Linked DNA regions of Mus musculus: all the other regions are linked to region 1. Evidence: chromatin loops called from intact Hi-C (ENCODE). Cell type or tissue: left cerebral cortex. All regions are shown on one strand. Region 1 holds the start of Gm35899 (a long non-coding RNA gene). Region 2 overlaps Serpinb6c (serine (or cysteine) peptidase inhibitor, clade B, member 6c). Region 3 holds the start of Serpinb6c (serine (or cysteine) peptidase inhibitor, clade B, member 6c). Region 4 has its middle 6.9 kb from the start of Ripk1. Region 5 has its middle 76 kb from the start of Serpinb6e.

Region 1 (5,000 bases):
CATGGTAATCCGTGCTCCTAAAATAGAAATGGAAATGTTCAGTAATCCCACAGATAATACACTCATACAGACTGTGGCAGAATGCACAGGTCCTGCCCAGCCCAAGCCATACAGGCTCCCAGCACTGAGAAAGGGAAGTAGACAAGGTCTCCTCCCATCCTTCACCAAGGAGCTGTCTCCAACTGACAACTGCTTGCAAAGGAGAAATCAGTTTGCTCCCATGGAATCTTACTCGGTGCATTAGCCACACTTAATGCCACTTAAGGGTAGGTTCTGTGCCCAGCAGTAGATGGCCAACACAAAACGAACTTGGTGGTATTTTTGTAAACGTTTGTCTCATGTGGCTTTATTAGTTTTGGTTTTCTTATCTTATTGGCCTTTTACTTATGGTTTCCAATTTTGTGATTATCTCTGACTATGTTTCTTGTGGGTTTTTTTTTTTCTTTTTAAATTTCTAGTTTATTGGATGCTTTGTTTTCTATAGAGAGAGAATGGTATGATGGTAAGTGGGTGAGGGAGGATCTAAGGGGATTTGAGGGAGGGGAAACCCAAATTAGAATATATTGTACTGAAATATTATTTTCAGCATAAGCCATGGAAAGCAAGCCAGTAAGCGACACTCCTGCATGGCCTCTGATTCAGTTCCTGCCTTGAGCTCCTGCCCCTACTTCCCCAAGTGGTTACCTGTGGCCTGAGTAGGAACTGAAATCAACCTGCTCTTTCCTCTCCAAGTTGCTTTCGTCATGGCATGTGGTTTTATCACAGCAGTAGAAACCCTGACTAAGACAGAGGGAGTGGATGGGCTGCCGCTCTCATCTCTTCTGCTTCATGAGGGCGAGCCTCATCTCCCAGAAACCTCAGCAAGCAGGCACCATCTTGGAAGCAGAGAGAAGCCTTCACTAAACACAGAACTTCCCACCTTGAACTCAAGCTTTCAGTCTCAAAAAGTGAAACAATCTTGTAAATAAACTTCTCAGTTTCACTATTGAGTTATAACACCACAAAGTAAGATATCAGCATCATGTTTTCACTGTGACTACACAACCACCCCAGCCGTGACAGTGGCTTCTACTGAGAGTGGTAACAGAGATTGGCAGCATTTGAGATTTCTATTGTTGGGGCTTTAAGGATGATACTGGTGATAGATCATAATGGGGAGCTGATACGCTCTTCTGAGAGAGATCTTACCTGGCTTAGATCTGCATGTTGGCGGAAACATGGGTGGTAAAGCCAATTCTGAGTGTATCTAAGATTGAAATGAGGAACAAGGTGTGAGAAACCCAAAGAAAGACTGGTGTCCCACAAAGTGACAGTGACTTGGCAGAGTTATGCCTATACCCTGATGCTTTCTGGGTGAAGGACTGTAAAAGCAAGGAACTAGAATATTTGGGGAAAATGAAAAAATTTTTAAAAAATCTCTGTGGAAATTGTTGACAGTGCACTATTGCTTGACATACAAAAAAAAAAGCAAAAGTTAAAGACAATTTATAATCAAGAGAGAAGCCAGGTGTGGAGGCACATACTAGACTTTCATCCCAGTGACATGGGAGTCTGACACAGGAAGATGGCCATTTACAAGTCATTTTGAACAATTTAGTGCTTTCCAACAGATAAAAACAGTGATGGGATGTGTGGGCATAATCCTCCATGAGAGAGGGGGGGGAAGGGGGGAGAGAGGGAGGGAGGGAGGGAGGGAGGGAGGGAGGGAGGGAGGGAGGGAGGGAGGGAGGGAGGGAGGATAAAACTTAAAAATTTTGGAAATCCCCAAAGAAAGAAACCCATGCTCAGGAAAGAATATGTAGGCGGTGACAAAAGTAAGCTTTGATAAAGAGATTAATGTGACAAGAAGCCAGAGGCTATTCATTACTGCAAGCCAGAGTGAGTCAAAGTCATCAAGGGATTATCCCAATTGTCATGCCTGTCACACACCAGAAGGCCTCAGACACAAGAGTTTCAAGGGAGGGATCCAGGAAAGGACCCAGTGCACTATGGGACTGGGGACACCACAACTGCTCCCACGTTGTAATATGGCACTCTTTGGTTCTGCTGTCCCTCTAGAAGGCCTTGATGTTGTATCAAGATGTCTCAGGCCAGCTGGTTCTGAGGTGGTACAGTGTGGCACATTCTCCTGGATTTAAAGGGATGCATTTATGAGGTAGGTTATGAGGCTTAATAACTATGAATTCTCCATTTTCAAGATTCGGCATCTGAAATAACCTTTGTTTGGACAGGTTCCCAGGAAGTGGAAGGTATCAAGGAATCACAGTAAAAAAGGAGAAAAGTGAGAAAGGGAACAGGTGTGTCTCTTCTGATATCTTCCTGTCTTGTAAAAACAGAGACTAGAGGAAGACTGCTGAATCCCTTCAGGACACTGTTTCTCAGTGCTAAAGGCGGGGCCTCCTCCAAGATTTCAAATCCAAGATGCTGACAACTAAGGAACAGTAGCAACCTGAGAAAGCCACAGGCACCAGACTCCTCCTGGCCCTTAAGAGCTGCGGCGTGCGCGCCACCTAGTGGTCATGAGGATGATATTCTCGTGCTCCACCCTGAGAATCTTGAGTTCTTAATCACTTCTCCAAGCGCCAACCTCCCAAGCACCACACACGATGTTTCTATCTTCTGATACCTCACAGCGGGCATTATATTCAACACTTGAGTGCTCAGGGGACAAGCTCAAACCATATCCTAACTATAGCAGACATGAGTTCTGGGAGAGCAGGGATGGTGGCTGGGATACTGAGGTTTGGATGTGTTGTTCCTAAACTGCATATGAGAGTTAATTCTCTAAAAGTATTAAAACAGTCCTTATGTGTGGGGTTGGGACCTTATAAAAGATGCATTTAACTCTTTTATGAGTCTACTTTCCATCTTTGAAGGCACAGCAACAAGGTATCTTTGTTTGTTTGTTTTTGTTTTAACATTCGTGTGTGCACAGGCATGGCTGTGCATGCCGGGGCCGGGGCACCTGCACAGATGTCAGAGGACAGTTTTCTGGAGTCAGTTCATTTAGTCTACTGTGTGGGTCCCAAGCTTCAAACCCTGGTGTTCAGGCTTAGTGACCAGTACCTTGACCCACAGGACCATCTCACTGTCTTCACAGGACACCATTTTGAGAGCAGACAGCAAACCTGCTGGCAACTTGAACTTCTCAGCTTTCAGACCTACAAGGCAATTTCAGCTTTCACACCTAAGGCAATTTTTCATTGTTATAATCCTCCCATTCTTGGTTACTTTGATATTGAGCACAATTAGTGTAAATAGACAAACACAACAGAATTCAGTTGCAGAATGAAATGATACATTAAAACTTGGGCCCAGGTGACATACCCAATGGATCAGCAAGCTCTACAAGTTAACGGCTAGCTTACCAGCAAGTCACCAGAGTGACCTCTAGTGGATGCTCCAGCCCACTGTGGCTAAGGGTCCAGGATTCAGAGGTGTGGCCACTGATGGCTCTATAAAACTGCAATCATGAAGGTGCACTGAACATCGCTGCCATCTGGACACTCAATGGCAATCTTCTGACCTAGATTGGAAATGATGTATACAATAGGCTCTGCATCTTTAGGGTCTGCTGGCCACCTCTGCCACCACATCCAGCCACATTTTTACTTACTATGGTGTCATTGCTGATACCCTGGACACCTGGTCAGTGTGGCAGCTGAATGAATGGACTGTCTAAGGATCCCTGTGGGGGAACAAGGACCATGGAAACAGCTGCTGCTCAATGGGGGCATAATCAAGTCATCTATGGGAAGGTTGGGACTTCATGACCAGACTTATAAGAACTATTCTGTGTTTGTTTAGATCTCCGAGAGGACTTCTTTCACTAGGAATAAGAGTTATCCTTCCATACCCAAGCAACATGACAATAAATGCGCTCCCAGGAGACAGGTTAAGTCTGCACATCCTGCCACTCTCAGATCAATGGACTTAGTGAAGGGTGGGTCATGGCTCCAGTGGGAACGGAAGATGGGACATCAAATGACCTGCTAGTGGGATGACACCATCTGACTAGGGCACATGCACATCAAACCCTGCACCTCCAGCAAAAGGAAGTGCCCTGCAGCAGTGCTGAGGAACACTGAGCTTGGCTGTAGAGCTGGACAGGACAGCTTCCTGACTACTATATAATTTCATATATATACATATATATACATGTATGTATATATATGAAATTGGAAGAAAAAATACATATAAAATAGCTTTGATCTTAGGTAAGCACCAACAGAAAGTGTCAGAAAAAAATCATTTCAGAGTATTGTTGTTCCTTGCTTTGGGCTTGAGCTGGGGATGGAACCCAAGGCCTCACGGGTGTGGCAGGCATCTACATTCCCAAGGTGGTGCACCTCTTGTCCCAAGTCTTTAACTGCAGTGTTTGGATGCGTATTTTCATCCTTTTGACATCCTGTCATTGAGGGGGTTCCCCAGTCTTGTTGAAATAGCAGTGAAGTTGCCAAATCTATCAAATCATGACAACTAACTACGTCAACTGGAAACTGTATTTCCTTTCTGTTTTCATTTCCTTTGCTTCTTTTTTGTTTGCTTGTTTGTTTTAAGACTATGGTCCTTTTCCTGTGTGGTGAGTGGTGAGTGTGCACACCTAGTTTATGTGCACATATGTAGGCAGGTGCACAGATACATGTGCATAAAGAACCCAGGGGTCAACATTGTGAGTCTCCCGCTATCATTCTCCACCTTATTTTTTGAGACAGGTTCTCTCAGAGACCCAGGAGCCCCCTGAGTGAGCAAGACTAGCTGGTCATCGAGATCCTCTTAGGGAATGCTTGTCCCCACCCCCATCCCCACTCCAGCACTAAGATTACAGAGGCTCAGAGATCCAAACTCAGGTCCCCGTGGTTGGATGGTAAATGAGGCACCAACTGACCCATCTCTCCATCCTCCTTTCTCTTATCCTCAGAAATAATTTCCCACATTAACAAATAATAGTACTCTTACTTTGTCATTCAGAAGAAAGACAAGAAGCACTGGAAGACTGT
Region 2 (5,000 bases), 1.0 Mb before region 1:
TCGGGGAAAAGACTTTTGATATCCTAGCAGTAAGTGTCATGTAGCACTTAGAGATGTTTAGCTGGTTATCTTCTAACAATCACATAGGCTTATACATACGTACATGCACACCTTGAACACATAGGTACAGACCCACATGAACGGTACTTCTGCCTTATACATAAAGACACAAATAAAAAATAAAAACAGTTCTGTCAAGTAGGAATTAAATATGCAGTCATGGATTATTTGGTAGAAATACTGAGAAATTATTCCATATACACTGTCAACATAATGGGAGCTTCAACTCATTTATGTTGTTTGTGTTTTCTGGTGTAATATGGTAGAATGTGAGTCGTTATCAATGTCACTGTCATTTCATACACTATATAAGAAAGTAGATTTTTCTTTTGTTTGCCTCGTGCTCATGATTAGTTCCCTTTAAGGCCCTGTGAATGTGAGGCCTGTCCTTCACTACTGCAATGAGCCACTGGACCACACGCCACCATGGGTTGTGCTTTTGCAAACTGCTCACTGCCTGAAACTGAGCTTCCTGACATGGTGGCCGTAGACATATAACTACTCAAATTTCATATCAGGAAGTACAATAAAATAAAATGGATATTCAATCTCATAGCTTCCATAGCCACATCTCTGGTGTCTGTCTCTATAGGTGACACTATTCTGAATGGTGCAAATTTGCATTTCTTTTGGCATAGCAAACTGTAGTAAAAGGTCCAGCCTGTGCACAATGCAGAGGTGTCATAGCCAGTGAGGTGGCCTCTTAGAGTGACAGCAGTGTGATACTGCATCTGAGGGTACTCCCGATTACCTCCCTGAGCTTCAGCTACTGCCTCAGAGATCCAGTTGTTCATGGTGCACTTTAGTGGTTCTCATCTTTTTTTTTTCTCCTATTTATTTTATTATTGGATATTTTCTTCATTTACATTTCAAATGCTATTCCAAAATTCCCCTATACCGTCCCCCTGCCTCTTCCCCAACCTACCCACTCCCACTTCCTGGCCCTGGCCTTCCCCTATACTGGGGGATATAATTGCAAGACTAAGGGCCTTTCCTCCCAATGATGGCTGACTAGGCCATCTTCTGCTACATATGCAGCTAGAGACACAAGCTCTGGGGTTACTGGTTAGTTCATATTGTTGTTCCACCTATAGGGTTGCAGACCCTTTCAGTTCCTTAGATACTTTCTCTGGCTCCTCCATTGGGGGCCCTGTGTTTCACCCAATGGATGGCTGTGAGCATCCACTTCTGTATTTGCCAGGCACTGGCATAACCTCACAAGAGACAGATATATCAGGGTCCTGTCAGCAAAATCTTTCTGGCATATGCAATAGTGTCTGGGTTTGGTGGCTGTTTATGGGATGGATCCCCGGGTGGGGCAGTCTCTGGATGGCCCTTCCTTCTATCTCAGCTCCAAACTTTTCTCTGTAATTCCCTCCATGGGTATTTTGTTCCCCATTCTAAGGGGGAATGAAGTATCCACACTTTGGTCTTCCTTCTTCTTGAATTTCATGTGTTTTGCAAATTGTATCTTGGGTATTCTAAGTTTCGGGGCTAATGTCCACTTATCAGTGAGTGCATATCATGTGTGTTCTTTTGTGATTGGGTTACCTCACTCAGGATGATATCCTCCAGATGCATCCATTTGCCTAAGACTTTCGTGAATTCATTGTTTTTAATAGCTGAGTAGTACTCCATTGTGTAAATGTACCACATTTTCTGTATCCATTTTTCTATTGAGGGACATCTGCGTTCTTTCCAGCTTCTGGCTATTATAAACCAATCAGCATCTTATGTCATTCATAAACTAAGCATAATGCTAGACAGCTGGAAACAGGAAGGATGGATTTTATACTCTTTCTGTATGTTTGTTTACAAGTCATATCATACAGGATTAAATTTTGATTATCTGCTTTTGGGCATTGGCAAAGAGGCTGCTGGTGCTAATCACTTGCATGGCTGTATAATTTTGTTGTTCTGTCTCAGTCTTTTAAAGATTCCTGCCACAAGTTCTATGAAGCAGAGATGGAAGAGCTGGACTTTAAGGGTGCTACAGAGCAGTCCCGACAGCACATCAACACCTGGGTAGCCAAAAAGACAGAAGGTGAACAAAGTTTCTCTGTTTTGTTTGTGTTCAGTGCTAGGATTTGACTGCATGCCCTGGGAATCCTGAGCAGGATCTCCTCTGCCACTGAGCTATATTTACCCCATCCATGTCAATCAGTTGGCTTATATTGAAAAAGTGGTACATTTATGTGGGCTTGTTTGTTTATTTGTTTGTTGTGTGTCTATGTTTGTCTGTGCACACCTGCAGTTAAAATCACTCACAGATTTGGTTTTTTCTTTCTGCCAGTGTTGTCCTGGGATTCTACTCAGTTCTTTAGGTTTGGTAGCAAGCACCTTCACCTGCCAGGTTATCTGTCTGTTTCTAATATTTTTATTTTTGTTTTTGGAGACAGGTCCTCACTCTATAGCTCTTACTGTGTTATAACTCACTATTTAGACCAAGGTGGACTAGAAATCAGAGATCCACCTTCCCCTGCCATTCAAGTGCTAGGATTAAAGATATGTGCCATCATTCCTGGCTTTGTAGTCTATTGCTAATAATCATATTATTAGTACCTTTGCAAGAGCTTCAAACAATAATGACTTTTCTTCATTAAATCAGGAGTTCTTTTGACATGCCTGGTGTTGAACCTAAGGACTTGAATATGCTAGGCAAAGCAAAGTATTCTAAAGTTGGTCTGCATTGCTAGCTCTAAATCAGGAATCAGAAAGCTTTTGAAAAAATTTTTGAGACAGGGTTTCTCTGTGTAGTGCTGGGATGTTCTGGAATTCAGTCTGTAGATCAGGCTGCCCTTTGATCTGACATCTTAGATGTTGGTGTCAGGGTTGTTGCTTTTAGGGATATGTGGTCCTTTTATATCAAGAGAAATCTCCTATGTAAGGTTCTGACCAGAGCAGCAGGTGGCGCCATTTGCCTGTCAGCCCTTTGCACATATCAGCCACTTTTGTTAGGTAATTGGGTTAGCTTTGTTACTGTTCTATTGCTATGAAGAGACACCCTGACCAAGGCAACTCTTATGAAAGAATGCGTCAAACTGGGGGCTTGCCTACAGTTTTAGGAGGGTTATTTCATGATCATCATGGTAGGAAGCAGATAGACATGGTGGTGGAGCAGTGGCTGGAAGTTTTACATCCTGATCTACACAGGCAGCAGGCAGTTAGAGAGACTGGGCCTGCTGTCGGTTTTTGAAATCTTAAAGACTACCTCCACAACACACCTCCTCCACCAAGGCTGTTCCTACTAATTCTTCCCAAATAGTTCAATTGAGGACTGAACATGCAAATATATGATCCAATGGGGGTCCATTCTCATCCAAACCACAAGTCTTTAATTAATTTTAAAAATCTTCCCTCTTTCAGATAAAATCAAAGAGTTGCTATCTCCAGGTACAATACATTCAAACACTCCACTGATCCTCGTGAATGCTGTCTACTTCAAAGGAAAGTGGGAGAAGCAGTTTAACAAAGAGGACACCAGGGAGATGCCATTCAAAGTCAGCAAGGTAACCACAGTGCAGTAACTAAGGAGACTCCTGGGCAAGGTCCTCTGTTCACACTGGTTTCTAAAACATAAGGAGGTTCCTCATGTAGCCTGTGCTTCTAGTGTCTCTGGGCAGCCCTTCAGGCAGGACCCTCTCTCAGCTGTGAGGAGGTTCTCTTCCCTTCTCCTTTTGCATGTTGCCAATGATGGCTGCAGGGTATATGGTTTCAGTCCTGGCCCTGCTTCTGTCAAGGGCTATCCTGTCACTGGCAGATGTTGAGGCCAAACCTGATGGCAGAGCTCTGCAGTGGTGTTTCATAGAAGTTTGAACATAAGAAAATCTAAACTCCAGATGTGGTTTATGAGTCTCCTTCTGGCCCAGAATGCAGCCCATTCCTTGTGCACAGTCCGGTCGTTTCAGTGTGTCTTCTCAGAAGTGCTGTCTTGTGTTTCCTGCCTCCTTCAAGAGGACCACACCTCGTGTTGGTTCCTACAAAGAGGGAAAATAACCTTTCTTATCCTGTTGGAAAAACAGCTGAGGGCAGAGAGCTGTCTAATGAGTGCCTGACTTATGGTTGGTGCTCAATAAACACTGAAGCACTGAGTGAAATTTACTTCTGGTTTGATGGGATAAACACAATCTGGGACATGTTACTGGAATATGTTTTTGTAACCATATTACTTTTCCCCCTCATCTCTGTCTCTTCCTCCCTCCTCCCCCCATCACCTGGTGCCTATGCTCCTAGGATGACAAGAGAAATTAATTACATCACATTCTGGATCATTAACCAGACCTCAGATCTTTAGGCTAACTTTAATTGAACCTACAGTTTATTAGGAAATGAATTTCATTTCATGCTTTATTTTAAATAAATTCTTCAGTTTTTCCTGATCAAGTATTTCTTTTCTTTCTTTCTTTTTTTTTTCCATTTTTTATTAGGTATTTAGCTCATTTACATTTCCAATGCTATACCAAAAGTCCCCCATAGCCACCCACCCCCACTCCCCTACCCACCCACTCCCCTTTTTTGGCCCTGGCGTTCCCCTGTACTGGGGCATATAAAGTTTGCGTGTCCAATGGGCCTCTCTTTCCAGTGATGGCCGCCTAGGCCATCTTTTGATACATATGCAGCTAGAGTCAAGAGCTCCGGGGTACTGGTTAGTTCATAATGTTGTTCCACCTATAGGGTTGCAGATCCCTTTAGCTTCTTGGGTACTTTCTCTAGCTCCTTCATTGGGGGCCATGTGATCCATCCAATAGCCGACTGTGAGCATCCACTTCTATGTTTGCTAGGCCCAGGCATACTCTGACAAGAGACAGCTATATCAGGGTCCTTTCAGCATAATCTTGCTAGTGTATGCAATGGTGTCAGCATTTGGAAGCTGATTATGGGATGGATCCCCGGATATGGCAGTCTCTACATGGTCCATCTTTTTATCTCAGCTCCAAACT
Region 3 (5,000 bases), 1.0 Mb before region 1:
CCAGTGTCACAGTCTCTAGCCTGGTGGGCCAGGTCATCCATCTGGGTCACATCTGCTTCCTTTCTCCTTACTCAACTAGGCACAGGGCATCCTCCTTTGTGTTTTATTCATTGTATTTATTTACTTAGATAGCTTTGTTTGGCCTGGAGCTTTCTATTTAGACCAGGTGGTTCTTGAACTTGCAGAGATCTTCCTGCCTCCTCTTTCCCAATGCTGGGATTAAGGGAGTGCACCGAGTACTGCCTGTCCTCTTCTGTAAGCACCTGTCTGGTTCCCGTTAGCGATTTTTATCTGAAAACTTGGCAGCATTGTTTTCCCTGCCTGGTTCCCACTCCTGCCAGGCTTCCACACTGCTGTGAAGCAAGCTTTCCTATCTTAATTCTGAGGATGTTGCTACATGCTCCAAAGTGTGTAAACCCACTGGCATGATGTCATGAATATAAAACAGTCTAGTATCTAAGCTAAATTGCTTCCTACTTAATGATATCTTATGAGCTATAGGGTTCCTGTGGTATAGGCACACTTCCATGTTTCCCAGCCTGCACAGTTGGAACATTCTCTCCTGTGTGTCATTTACTCAGCTCATCCCGAGTCTTCAGTTCTGTCCTAGTGCTAAGGACTCTGACATCACTTTTAGTCCATATTCCCAAAGGTAAACCTGCCGTTCCTGCTTCTACTTGTTCTTGCCCCTGTATTCAGCACAGGTACTGCACATACCACAACATATGTCATCTGCTAGCCCATCTGTGCTGAGGGCAGAAACTGTATCTTCTCTATTCTGCTTCCAAGTGGCTCCTGGATGGTTCTGTAAGTAGAGTAAGTCTGTAGAACAAATGAAACAATTACATCACATCTGGCAAGCCATTGGCACCATTTTTCCAATACTACCCAGCTATATAATAAAATTTCTTAAAGCTGATGCTCACACATAAACTTTCTGAAAAGACAGGATTGTGATTTTTCTAGAGGATTTTGCCTACCTATGAAGTTATGGTAGTTAGCTCATAGGCTGAGAAGAACCTCTGTCCTTGTGAAGGTCTTAGTTGTTTTGAGACAAGCTGACGGCCCTTTAAAACAGGAAGGGAAACAGTGTTTTGGAGGCAAAGTTTGAGAAACGCTGTAGTGATAACTAGACAATAGAATCCTGTTATACCCAATTGCTTTCTCTGTGGGCTCAGCAAACAGATGCCTTCCTCATAAGAGCCTGGAGTGCTGTGCTTTAAGTGTCTCCAGCACAACTCATGATGAAGCCAATCCCTCATGTGAAGTATTAGGAGGTGGGTGGGGGGTTTGTGGAATGATGAGGTCATAAGAGCTTTGCTATAACTCACCTAATGCATTTATCAACTTGACAAATGCAGAATGAGAAGGCTGGTGAAACCACACTCTAGTCCTCTGTAGGAAACCACCCAGAGCCTCCAGCTCCTGTTGAGCTTGCTGTTAGAAAAGGCATTCTTAGAAAAGGCATTCAGGACCAGAAAAATCCGCAGCTGGATTGGCAACCGGGTGGCCAGGAGACAAAGGGTGGGCTGCTGCATTGTTAGGCTCAGGTAACCTAGCCCTGCCCTCTGCATTTCCTAACACAATAGGCCAGCGCCCAGAGCTCCAGTCTCCACCTGCCTCTCCACCCAGCCAGTAGCCCTGGGCACAGCCAGTACCTTTCAGATCTCTGCTCATCTTGCTATCTCCAGGTGAACCTAGTGTCGGGGTAGGCTAGGCTGATGCAGGCTTTGGCACAGGGCGCTGGGGACGAGGGTGGCAGGAGCGGGTGTGGCGTTGGCCTAGAGACCTGCGATCAGGGGTAGGGGTTTCATCTTGAATTATGCAGTTGCTGCAGTGGTTCTTTGACACTGTCTGGAGAGTAAGTCTCCTTGTGTTCTGGGCCAGCTGGTGGCCACGCCTTCGGCTCTGATGCAAGGGGCGTTGGTCAGTTCAGCACCCACTGAGGAGTTGATTTGTTCACGATGGGGTCGGTGTCCCAGATCCGGATCCACATGTGACTGCTTGCCCAGACTTGGAGATCCAGGACTCATGACACGAGAGACAGTCTTTGGAATCTCAGAGGGCGGGGACCAGGGGTGGGGAGGTGGGAGGAGGTGGGGATGAAGAGGCCTGGGAGTGAGTGTCAAGGGTTTTGGACCTGCTTTTATAGACGTTATGGTCTTTGTGAAGTTAGGCTCAAACGACAAGTCTTTGGAGGCCCTCAGTGTAAGAAGAAGGATACTGGTAAGGAGCTGACCTGATCACTTTGATATGCTTTCTACTAAACTCTTGTCAGGCGAAGTGTTAAGGATCCAGTGTCTGCCTAGACACGCAGAAAGTTTTAATCTGATTTCTGTTCCAGATTAGATTGAGTTATCTTTTCTCTCCCTTTCTCTTTGTTTTGTTGGCAGACTCACAGCCTTGCTGTGCTGAGCTTGCTCTGCCCCTTAGTAACAGACCTGAAATGTCCCTTTCTCTTAAAATTGTTTTGAGAATTAAAAGTACAGAAAAATAGCATTCTTGTGGTTTCAATATTACTGGAAATTTTAGGTAGCCCTATTTGGAGGACCACTTGTCTCTAGGAAAATTGAGTTTCTCTAATAGTTCTTAGATTCCTTATTTATTTACTTATTTATTTATTTAGAATAGACACAGAAGGAAACTAGAACACGGTTTTATTAGAGTTTGAAAGAAATGCCAGAGAACAGCTTCTGAGGGTTTTGAGACGGAGTAGAGGAGGAGACAAGGCCTTGCTAATTGAGTGAGGGTGAAGGTTCAGCAAGCAGCCAAATGGCAAAAAGGGACAGCGAATACAGAGCTAGGAAGACATCTTTAAGCTGTGGCCAGGAATCAGAAAGTAAGAGACAAAAGGGAGAAAAAAGAGAAAAACCAAGGCTTTTCCAGGTCTTGACTCAGAAAGATGGCCAGAGCAAACAGAGCCTCACAGCAGCTTGGGAGGGACATAACAGATTCGGGCTTTTGGGAAGGGAAAGTGCATTATCTTCTCAAGGGATAATTATTACCCTCATATATTTATCTTGGCACCAGCTGGATCTCCTTCCGAGGTGTGGTCTCTTAGGCAGTTGATTAGTACTGATTGTTTTTGAGTAGCCTGGAATGTTAGACATACCCAGCCCATAGCTAGAGTTCATTCTCTTGATCTGAAACAGCTTTTCTTTAATGGGCCTCATCAGAGAGCTGTGTAGAAGGCTAAGGCTACTGTAACATTCTTCTCTCTGAAGAGGTATCATTAAACCAGTTACAAGGGGTAAAGTTGGAAATAGATGTAACCCCCCCTTTTGGTTTTGGTTTTGTTGCCTCCCCAGGGTTTCTCTGTATAACAGCCCTGGCTGTCCTGGAACTCACATTGTAGACCAGGCTGGGCTTGAAATCAGAGATCCACCTGCTTCTACCTCCTGAGTGCTGGGATTATAAGCAATATAACTCATTTTAACCATGAAAATCTAGGGATCTAGTTCTATAGCTATTCACTAGAAGGATTTACTCTCTGGACTGGAGTTTGGTTCTGCCCTCACAGGTATCAAGGGCAATTAGACTCTTGAGCTCCCTTCTGGAGTCCTGGTCAGGTGATCAGGGGCATTACAGGAACTGATACTTTTGGGGTCTCTGATCCCCAAGTGCCTAGTCAGTTTTTATGTTCTTTTCTTATCATAGGAACACATGAGGAGAATTGTGAGGGAATGCTGGGTGAAGTTTAGTAGTTTGTGTGTGTGTGTGTGTGTGTGTGTGTGTGTGTGTGTGCATGTGGAAGGGAATTGCTTCGTGACTTGACTATTCCTAAGGATGTTTGCTCCTCTTGGGTGTGGCTTAGGACTAGGTGTGGTATGTGATGGCTGACTAACCTTTGAGTTAAGATCATGTGATCATGAATTTTAGTGCTGGGATTTGAGGTTCCAGGGATTGCGGATGTTATCAGTTTAGACTGGGAGTGTCTTGCTTTTCTGGTCTATCCTGAGGAGTTGCAGTCACTATGGCTTGTATCATCAAATAGAGAAAGGAATGTTTGGTTCACATTTGGGTCCATAAACTAAGGCCACCTGGCTTCCTATATCTGCATGTCTGTTTACATGGATTGCACATGTATAATCAGCAGACAGAAATAGTACACTGAAAAAATTGGGAGAGAAGCCAGGTGTGATGGTATACACCTGTAATCCTAGTAATCAGGAGACTGAGGCAGAGGGATGATAGTTTGAGGACAGCCTGGGTTGTATAGCAAGACCCTAACTCAGATGGACAGAATTCCCCCCCCCCCCCACCGGCCCAACACACACACCTTTTTCTTCTCCAAACAGTGTGGTGTACAGGCTCCATTTATCTGGAAGTTATATTGTTTTGAGTATTATAGGTTATCTGCAGATGATTTCAAGAAGTGAGTTGAGCACTGGAGTATTATGGCATTTCAGACACCAACTGAATATTTAGATATACAGGAATGACTGTATTTAAAATCAAACCAGGTCAATTCCAGTCTAAATCATTTTGACAGGTTTCTTTGTGTAGCCCTAGCTGTCCCAGAACTTGTTCTGTAGACTAGGCTGGCGTCAGATTTAGAGATCTGCCTGACTCTGCCTCCCTCCTATAAGGATCAAAGGAATGCTCCTCCATGAGTGGCCCAAAGCATCTCTCAAAGTTAACTATAGCTAACTAACTCAGACCCATAAGAATACAAGGAATTAGGACAGAGTCAGATTCCCTACCCTTTACCCCAGATCTGGCAGAAACGGCAGACAGATGTTGTAGGATCTCATGGGAGACCCACACTTCTGTTTCTAAGCTTTCTGGACCTGGGTTAGGTCAGGGAGTCAGACTCTGTATACCTGCTAGCTGTGTACTGAGCCATTGTTCTGACAAGAGGAGAAAAGATGGGTGAAGAGACTGATTCTCCACAGCTTAGCAAATACTGTCTGTCAGCCCTTAACACCCACTAAGAAGCCTTTTCCCAAAGTGCCACACAAATGTCGTTCTCCTTGTGCTTGGACATTGAGAAGGTTGGT
Region 4 (5,000 bases), 1.1 Mb before region 1:
GCTATCCACTATTGGACTTTCAGTTCTCACCGTCCCTTAAGGAGAAGTCCTCGAAGTCCCTCAGGAAGTAACCAACCTTGCAGTCCCTCAAGAAGTCCTTCAAGTCCCTCAAGAAGAAGTCCTCACAGTCCCTCAAGGAGAAGTGCTTGGAGTCCCTCAAGGAGGAACCTTCACAGTTCCTCAGGGACCCTTCTCTCACTTGTGGCCTTAGGCAGCCATGGCACCCAGCCAGTATGGCATGATCCTGAAGCCTCACTTCTACAAGGATTGGTAGACAAGTGGACACTTGGTTCAACCAGCTGGCACGTAAGATCTACAGACACAAGGCTCATCAAGCGAAAGCACATCACATGGTCTCTTGTCCCGTGTCTGGGTCCATCTGGCCCATACTGAGGTTCCGTACAGTTAGATTCACAAGAAAATGGGTCACACTATCGGCATCTCTGTGGACCTGAGAAAGTGAAACAAGTCCACTGAATCACTACAAGCCAAAGTGCAGTGCCTAAAGGAGTTCCACTCCAAGCTCATACTTTTCCCTAGGAAGCCTTCTGCTCCAAAGAAGGGAGATAGTTCTGCTGAAGAACTTAAATTGGCCCACCAAGCTAACAGGACCTGTGATGCCACTCAGAATGTGTACAAAAAGGAAAAAGCCATAGTCATCACAAAAGAAGAGAAGAACTTCAAGGCTTTTGCCAGTCTTCACATGGCCCATGCCTGGCTCTTTGGCATCCAAGCAAAAAGGGTGAAGGAGGCTACAGAGCAAGACATTGAAAAGAAACAGTAATGTACAGTTGGAGTGTTGCAATAAATTTTCCATAAAGAAAAAAAAAGGAAGGAAGGAAAGGGTCATTTTGGCTTAGAATTTGAGATCTAATCCACTGTGGCAGGGAAGGCATAGTGGCAGTGATATGGGTGGCCAGTCTCTTTGCATCTGTAGTGCTAGTACTAGAGATGAATGCTAATACTCAGCTTCCTCCCTTTTCTCTGCTTATTCAGTCCAAGAACATAAATGGGGTGGTGCTGCCTACATTCAAGGTGAATCTTTTACCCTTCAGTTAAACCTCTGGAAACACCTTCACAGGTAGGGCTAGAGGTATCAAGTTGAAACTATTTGTCACCACAAATGTACATCTAGTTAGTTGATACCCATACATGTCACTTTCATCCACAATTTTCCACCTTTAAAGGCTTCTCTACAGAGAGGATGTTTAACAAACCAAAGTTAGGTTTGTTTAGGCCCAGGTTGATGGTTGTGCAGGCTTCCTAGAGATCCCTATTCCATGTAGCACATGGGTATATGCTTAGGATTTCTTCTTCCTTTCTCTCCAGAATTCTCCCCAAATGAAGGATGCTAAATTTATACTTGCTTTTAGAGTAAACATTAAGGTAGATGGGTAGCTGGCATTAGCAATATTCCTAGACAACTCTGTACTTTTTAGTAGCTAACTCTCTGTGTTGAACATTATTGCTCAAAATACCAAGGGGCATGTGGTGACTGGCTTTTCTTTTCCAAAGTCTGTGGCCTCTGGGCCCACCATGCCACTATTGCTTTCCTTTATTAGATGCAGCTTCAGAAGCCAGAGTCATCTCTTACACACCACAGACGTGTGGCATTTCTGGACTGGCCTGAGTCCCATGCTGAGCCTGAAGCTCCCTCTGGAAATAACAAAGGTAGGTGAGAAGGGGTTAGAAATTACCCCCTATGAGTTAATAACACTAAATGTTCTTGAGAGAAAATTAAATACCAGTTTATTAAAAAGGAACCCCTCCTCAGTGTGAGGACAAAATGTACAGAATATCATTTTTCCTGTAATTTGATATCTACAGGGTTTCTGATTTCTTATTGTGTCAAGTTCAAATTGTGGTGGAAAAGTAGAAGAGGAAGTTTTTTGTGGTGAAAGCTTGATGTTCCTAATTTCTTCAAAATTAGTTCTTAGAACTCCTAACCAATTTCACCTTCTGAGTAGAACATTCCACCTGGAATTATTGCCTTTTTCCCATCTGTGTTTCCCATCCTTTATTGTACTTTGTGAGATACTGGACTTGGAATTTCTCATCATTGTTTAGGTGGTCATTTGTCATACCATAGGAAACGTCGTTCAAAAGATTTGCCTTTGACTCCATCCAAAATGATGCAGTTAGTAGGTCTCAAGACACCCCCTAGACGATACTATCATGTAGCTATTAAAATTTTTCTGGTGTGAGGCATAGATTTTTATTACTTTGAGGGCAATATATCTTATTTCCAGTTTTGGCTTCATTTCTCTGATAATAGATAGTTCTTAATAAGTATTGTTGATCAGCAGGGCTCTAGATGTGGTTTATTTCTCAGAGCTAGAGGAACGATTGAATTCCAGGACATGTAGCTGCAAAAGGGAAACACATGGCTTAAATGTGCACAAGCCCCAGAAAGTAAGTTATTCTACAGGGAGCTGGGCTTGGTAGCCCTGCTGTGTCCACTCTGCCCTATAATTGATGAATCCAAGTTCATCAACTTCAGACTGCCACCAGAGGGCAGCAGATGCACAGCCCCAAGTATTTAGGAACAAGTAGTCACACCTATTTTACTCTGGGAAGCTCTTTTGTAGACTCAGGCACATCAGGGACCAAGTGATCTTATAAGATCAATCAAACAAGTCAGGTATTTGGAATTCAGTTCTTGTTATTTCCAGATGTTTTGGAGTCTTATTCAGAAAGTAATCACTAATGTCTAGAATGTTTAAGAGTTTTTTAAAAAAGTGTGTGTGTGCGCTTCGAGAAGGCCAGAGGTGTTGGATCTCCCAGAGCAGAAGTTACCGGTGGTTATGAGCTGCCCTATGTGGGTGCTAGGAAGACAACTCAGGTCTCCCTTAAGAGCAATACTAACTCCTAACTGCTGAGCCCCTTCTAGCTCGAATGCTTAGATCTTGAAGTATTTTTCTTTAGTAGTTTCAAAGTATTAGTTATTTCACATTAAGATCTTTAATACAATTTAAGCTACATAGTGACAGACAGAGATCTAGTTTCATTCTTCTACGTGTGGATATTGGAGACTGACTGTTCCTCTCTTCTTCGTTTTTCAGGATCAGGTGACTGTACTTGCTTGGGCTTATTTCTCGATCCCCTGTTCTATTCCTTTAGTCTATTGCCCAAGGAGCTCCCTAGTCTTTTAAGGGATCTCAACTCAGGCCTAACTAGGATCTGTGGCTTTGACACGGAAATAATTTCAAGACTAGCCAGTGTGAAACACATAGCTATGGCATGTGTGTAGAGATCAAAGAACAACTTTCAGGAGCTGGGTTCTTGTTTTCCATCTTGTTGAAGTAGGGTCTTTCTTACTCAGCTGCTGCCAGGGTAGCTGGCCTGCAAACTCCCATTTCCCCTTAGAAGTGCTGGGATTATAGATGCATACCATCACATGTAGCTTTTTACATGGGTCCTGGGGATCAAACTTTATCCTCAGAACACCCAACAGTTTGGTGTGTGCTTTACTTAAGAGTCATACTTCCACTTTCCTGCCTCCACCTTGGACCATGCAACTGCTGTGATGTTAATGCCTAAGAACCAGATTGCCATCTATGAACTCCTTCTTAAGGACGGAGTAATGGTCACCAAACATTGGCTGCTTAAACATTCTGCACTGGCAAGTAAGATGTACCCAACCTTACTATAATGAAGACCATATAGTCTTTCAAACCTCGAAGCTATGTAAAGGAGCAGTTTGCATGTAGACCAACTTCCCTCCCTTCCTTCCTTCTTTCTTTCCTTTTCTTTCCTTCCCTTCCCTTCCCTCCCCTCCCCTCCCCTCCCCTCCCCTCCCCTCCCTCCCTTCCCTCCCTTCCCTCCCTTCCCTCCCTTCCTCATTTCCTCCATTCTTTCCATTTTTTTTCAGTTCAGAATTTAGAAGTGTATATCAATCATAGTAACTTAAATACAGAAGGGGTTAGTATACCACAAGCATTTTCTATACTTTTCTTCTATGGTAATTATGAAACAAACCCAGTCAAAACACAAGACTACAAGATTTCCCTCCCAAGAACTACTAGCCAAAAGGACCAGTTCTCACAGAGTCATGAACCACCTTGTTCGTGATGGAGTAATAGTAAAAGTATTTCTAAGTGCTCATTAGAGGCCCCTGTAATACATCATCTAAAGCTAGCTTCTTGTGATGTCCCTTTCTAGACCATGACAAGATTTAAGGTAGCTGGTGTCAGACTAAGGAGAGGCAGCAGCAGACTGGGGAGGCTCCCATATGCCTTCTGATGGTCACTACACATGCATTTGTGTTATGTTGTTGAGAAAGAATTTCAGGGTAAATGGCTATTATGGTAAGAAGTTAGCATCCTAACCCAATAACTGCTGTAATTGGGGTTCCTGGAGACATTTCTGTTGGTACCTTACAAATGAAGGTATCCAGTATCTCTGAGATTACTTCCAGCTACCTCTGGAGATAGTGCCTGCCATAGCCTGCACCCCAGCCATCCTCAGACTGGCAGGCTTTGGCCTAAAGTTCTAGAGGGTGAACCACCTGCAAGATTGACAAGAGAGGAGGCGGACAGAGACACCTACAGAAGGACTGCTATGCCCCTGGTGCTAACAAAAAAGCTAACTGAATTCCAGTTTAGAGGGTGACTTTGGTTGTGGACATGGTCAGCTATCTCAGTGAAGTGGGAGATTATTTTGTGTTGAATAACTTAAAAGAAAAAAAATCACACTTCATTTTCTTTTCAATAGTCACATACTGAATTTTGATGGGTGTGCTAGTTTTGTTGTGAAATGTCCCCACAGGCTCAAATATCTGAATACTTGTTCCCCAGTTAGTGGTACTGTTTGGGGTGTAGGTGCAGGGGGAAGTACATCACTAGGGGTGGGCTACGAGGGTGTATAGTCTTGCCCCCACTTTTTGCTTGCTTTCTTCTGCATCCTGCATGTGTATGTGATCTGCCATCTCCTTCAGCCATGCTATGCCTTCCTTACCGTTATGGACTCATTTTCTCTCTTTGGAACCATAGCTAACATAA
Region 5 (5,000 bases), 900 kb before region 1:
AAAGAGATGGAAAGTGAGAAATTACATTCTTTAATCTCTGAATCTGTTTTTGTGAGTGTGTTGTTATCACCTCCATTTCATCTTAAAGCGTTTTCCCCACTATGATGTCCTGCATAATTACTGTGCCAGCCAAAAGAAATTTGTCCTCTCTTTAGTTGTGTTTTATAACTATTTAACCAAAGTAACAAAGCAAATATAATACACACACACACACACACACACACACACACACACACACACACACATCTCAAGCTAGTCTTCCTTCACAATTTCTGATTAAGCAAAAATGCCACCTCATTTCACACTGAAATTTCTTGGGCTGGGTATAAAATAAGCTTTCTAATAGTCTTTAGAGGTAGAGTTAAAACCTAATATATACTCTATTTATAACAAATGTGTGTTCTTTAATAGAATTTAAAAACAAACTTTTCCATTGATCAGGATCGGGAAATGAGAAAATAGTCTACTTTGGCTGTATTTATGTGGAGTTTCTTCCTTAGTGGTAGTTGAATACTTATTAGTACTGAATGAGTGTCAATGGTTCACTACATACTGAAAATTTCTTTTGTTTTTGTGAAAGGTCAAAGAAACGGGATAAGTCTCAATTCACCTTTGTAAAGCTTGTAGGCCATTGGATCATCTGCTCAGAGAAAGACAATTGTTGACCCTGGGAGGCATGCGTGAAAAAGGTTCCTACTTTCACCTTTAGTCCAAGACCCTTTGGAAAATTCAAAAAATTAAGAATATCATACTTTGACTCTAAGTTTCTTCCTCTATCCATTACTGTGTGACCTTTCATATGATTTTTATGCGTGGTGTTCTTTAAGAAAGGGAAGAGCTAAAAGAGATGCAGAAACCTATGTTTAAATACATCTTAGATACTATAACACTTTTAAAAATAATATAAATAATCTCAGAGTTTCTAACCTATCATTTAAAAAAGTCTTTAAATGAGACATTAAAAGCTGAGTAAATGAAAGAGACTTGATTGGAAATGCATTAAGTTTCAAATCAAATGAAATCATTAAACACAGATAAGAGAACAAGTTAGGTAGATTCAGATGGCTCAAATTTCTTTGAAAATCTCATGACACCTATTAACTTTTGGCATTTATTTAAGAGCATCCATACTTAAAGTGAGGCCCCCAAAGTCTAAAGTGTACTTTAAAGTGATCTGTAACTTCAAACCATGCAGTAGTGCTCAGAAGCATTTTAACCCTTAAGGGTCTATTGTGTTTACCTATGCTCTGCGGAATATATATGTGAAATCAAAACTTTTCACAGTGATCAGATTATGAAGAAAACTGTGAGGTACCTTGTTATATTAATTTAATGTTGACTTTAATTTTTTTGCATGTTCCTGATATGCATTTATAAAAATCATTTGTGCTGTATTTTACATTGATCTTCAGAAAGAGAAAAATTATCCTTTCCCTTGTATATTGACAACATATTCCAGAATCTATAAGCCTAAACCAGAATCTAAAGGCCTTAGAATACATAAAAATATAACATTGCTGATATTACAACACACTAAAAAGGAATATTACCTGCCAAGGGAAGAATACAGTTTCCTCTCCACTATCATGCACTTGTGTCTGTAGTTGCTCAAGAAATATCTCATGGAGACTGTAGGCCACAGCATATACAGCATTGTATATATTGTGTCCCTCTTCACTCATGGCTGGGTCAAAAATGTGTCTGGGCAGTAACATCAAGGAAACATTGACTTGGCAGTTCTCCAAAAGATGACAATCAAGCTCAGAAAATGAGCATTTGAAGAATAAAAACCAAAACTTAGGGAGGTAATTGTCTTCTGGGTATTTGTAGGGATTAACTGTTTGAATAAAATTTGTAAATTCAATCATCTCTTCATGGTAGTGTGAAAAAAATGAAACTACCATGAAATGACTCTACCATAAAATAATCACTATGGCTGACAACATCCCAATGACAATTCAAGACCCAGACTTTCCATGTCACTAACTGTTGCCCAATGTGTCTCATTAAACACTGTAAATAACCAATATCCCCATAAATAATTATCACATTTGCTGATGATTCCTGAATCTCCTCCATATTTTGCCATAATTTGTTGGAAAATGAATTCATGGTTCCAGGGATCAATTTTAAAAACGCTATGCAGATGTTATTACTTTCCATATCTTCTGTGAATTCTGACAAAATCTGAGTCCCTCTGTGGTCATCTGGGAGGATCAGACCAACCCATGACCAGCTGAAATGAAGCATTAAAGAGACTATAGCAAGTGAGAGAGATGTGTCCTTGGGGGCCATCTGATAGAGAGAATTAAACTGTCCTGGATCATTCAAGGTAGAATCATAAGGTCCAAAAGTGAGCTGCAAATAAAACAACAACAACAACAACAACAACAACAACAACAACAACAACAACAACCAAAATTGGAAACCAGAGAAAGAACACAATTAGTTAATATCTGTAAACAATTAGGATAGAGATGGGTTTCTCATATTTCATATGGAAAACATTACAGAGTTTTTCACAAATATTACTGACAGTTCTTCAGTTTAAATAACCTAACTGGTTTCATCCAGCTCTTTCCTTTCCATTTCATGTAATGGTAATGTGGATCTATCATCAAGAACCTTCATACATTCTCTGATAGCTGATTAATCTGAATTACTCTGTCTTACACTATCAGATACTATCATGGCAACAATACATACTTCTTTCCTAGTTCTCACACCTAGCCCTCACCTGAGGTATTTTGTAGAGTTTTAGCAGGGTTGCAATGTGAGCAGATGTTGCCCATAATGTTCCTGTAAGTGCAGCAGGTGACTTTCTCTTCTGTCCACAGTCATAGTTAGGTAGGGGTGTTTTCTTCCTTGTTAGCCAAACCAAGGCACCAAAAAGAATACTTTTTTTCAGTAAATACAACATTATAGAGAACAAACCCCAGAGTTGTGTTGGGTAGAAGATGAGGGTTTTTGTTGATCTCCTCAATGGCAAATACCAGGGCCAAAACAAACTGGTAGTTCTTAAACTTATACCTGCACAGATTTACAAAGAAGGAAGACACAGACCATATAACCTTTATGTTTAGTGGAAAATGTTTATAATTTAAATGCTAGTGTTTCTATAAAATCCATATTTTAACATCTTCTCATAAATGGCTGGAACTAGAATTGGCATTTTAATTGGATAAGATTAAGTTTCTACAATACCAACACTCATTAAGTTTAGTCTTTGGAACTGTAATTTATTATTATATTTATTTACTGATTTTTTAATATGTGGAAAAAGTTTATAAGTCAATGAATTTGGGATTAGTTTACAACAAAATATCAGAATTTTGCTGTCTGGATCTTCTGTCAGTCTCTGTGCTTATAAAAGATCACTGTATCTTGATCAAATCACCCAGTTTACTGGGACACTATATTATTTAAGGAATAGTACAAAGTTAGGTCAAAGAATATACTGCCACATTTGTCATTTCTGTGATTTTTGAAAAAAATATGGTAGCCTTTTATAAACAATGTAGACTAGACTATCCTTGAACTCATGAGGATCTTCTGCCTATGCCTCTCAATTTCCGTTATTAATTTATATGAAACTACACCCAAATCTATTTCTCCTTCATGGGTTTTTGAAATGTGTATTTCATTTACGTGGATGTGAGTCTCTGTGTTCATGAGGATCAATAACTTTGATGGTAAGTATGATAAGGAATTTATGTGTTGATCCAAACTTTCCATATTACTTCACATAGTATCTTTTAATCATTTAATTATTGCCTGCCTGCCTTATTCTACTGACTGAAATGGAGTCTGACTATGTAGCCCTGGCTGTACTGAGACACACTCTGTAAGGCAACCAGGCTTTGAAATCACTAAGCTTCTTTCTCCCCCTTCCTCCTTCCTTCCTTCCTTCCTTCCTTCCTTCCTTCCTTCCTTCCTTCCTTCCTTCCTTCCTTCCTTCCTCTTTCTCTCTTTCTTTCTTTTTCTTTTTTCCCGTCATTTTTATTAAATGTTTTCTTCATTTACATTTCAAATGCTTTCCCTAAAGTCCCTTATACCCCCCCTACTCCCCTACCCACCCACTCCCACTTCTTGGCCCTGGTGTTCCCCTATACTGGGGCATATAAAGTTTGCTAGACCAAGGGGCCTCTCTTCCCAATGATGGACGACTAGGCCATCTTCTGCTACATATGCAGCTAGAGACACGAGCTCTGGGGGTACTGATTAGTTCATATTCTTGTTCCACCTATAGGGTTGTGGACCCCTTCAGCTCTTGGGTACTTTCTCTAGCTCCTATATTGGGGGCCCTGTGTTCCATCCTATAGATGACTGTGAGCATCCACTTCTGTATTTGCCGGCACTGGCAAAGCCTCACAGGAGACAGCTATATCAGGGTCCCTTCAGCAAAATCTTGCTGGCATATGCAATAGTGTCTGCGTTTGGAAGCTGATTATGTGATGGATGCCCGGGTGGGGCAGTCTCTGGACGGTCCATCCTTACGTCTTAGCTCCAAACTTTGTCTCTGCAACTCCTTCCATGGATATTTTATGCCATATTCTATAAAATACATGGGAGGAATGAAATACCCACGCATTGGTCTTCCTTCTTGATTTTCTTGTGTTTTGGACGTTGTATCTTGGGTGTTCTATGTTTCTGGGCTAATATCCACTTATCAGTGAGTGCATATCTAATGACTTCTTTTGTGATTGGGTTACCTCACTAAGGATGATATCCTCCAGATACATCCATTTGTCCAAGAATTTCATAAATTCATTGTTTTTAATAGCTGAGTAGTACTGCATTGTGTAAATGTACCACCTTTTCTGTATCTGTTCTTCTGTTGAGGGACATTAGGGTTCTTTCCAGCTTCTGGATATTATAAATAAGGCTGCTATGAACATAGTGGAGCATGTGTCCTTATTACCAGTTGGAACATCTTCTGGGTATATGCCCAGGAGACGTATTGCTGGATCTAGTAGTAGTACTATGTCCAGTTTTCTGAG

The links. Peaks named below come from ENCODE experiments on the same cell type or tissue, not always from the same donor. Only the 100,000 strongest peaks of a DNase experiment are listed, where the experiment ranks them.
Region 2: a loop joins it to region 1, with 8 times the contacts of the local background. A loop is called at or near these places in 10 of 42 quality-filtered maps.
Region 3: it touches region 1 in a loop (2.4-fold over the local background); 8 of 42 quality-filtered maps call a loop at or near these places.
Region 4: a loop joins it to region 1, with 3 times the contacts of the local background. A loop is called at or near these places in 4 of 42 quality-filtered maps.
Region 5: a loop joins it to region 1, with 5 times the contacts of the local background. A loop is called at or near these places in 5 of 42 quality-filtered maps.

What each region holds. Positions count from the first base shown.
Region 1 is chr13:32,864,180-32,869,179 of GRCm38, reverse strand. It overlaps Gm35899 (a long non-coding RNA gene), which reads right to left and starts at 4,127. Exons shown (of 4, transcript XR_873210.1): 1 at 3,369-4,127; 2 at 3,067-3,161; 3 at 1,189-1,246; 4 at 1-17. In left cerebral cortex, CTCF peaks have their summits at 2,514 (motif pointing left) and 3,394 (motif pointing left); DNase peaks (open chromatin) are centred at 2,506 and 3,411.
Region 2 is chr13:33,892,373-33,897,372 of GRCm38, reverse strand. Serpinb6c (serine (or cysteine) peptidase inhibitor, clade B, member 6c) reads left to right here. Exons shown (of 7, transcript NM_001382852.1): 3 at 1-29; 4 at 1,987-2,104; 5 at 3,427-3,569. Among named protein-coding and RNA genes, the nearest start is that of Serpinb6c, 10 kb to the left of the region's middle. In left cerebral cortex, a CTCF peak has its summit at 2,962 (motif pointing right); a DNase peak (open chromatin) is centred at 2,980.
Region 3 is chr13:33,902,334-33,907,333 of GRCm38, reverse strand. Serpinb6c (serine (or cysteine) peptidase inhibitor, clade B, member 6c) reads left to right here and starts at 2,143. Exons shown (of 7, transcript NM_001382852.1): 1 at 2,143-2,226. In left cerebral cortex, no CTCF peak of the experiment used is centred here; no DNase peak of the experiment used is centred here.
Region 4 is chr13:33,992,914-33,997,913 of GRCm38, reverse strand. It overlaps a transcript of Serpinb6a not described here. Among named protein-coding and RNA genes, the nearest start is that of Ripk1, 6.9 kb to the left of the region's middle. In left cerebral cortex, a CTCF peak has its summit at 2,514 (motif pointing right); a DNase peak (open chromatin) is centred at 2,512.
Region 5 is chr13:33,765,012-33,770,011 of GRCm38, reverse strand. It overlaps the pseudogene Vmn2r-ps94. Among named protein-coding and RNA genes, the nearest start is that of Serpinb6e, 76 kb to the left of the region's middle. In left cerebral cortex, no CTCF peak of the experiment used is centred here; no DNase peak of the experiment used is centred here.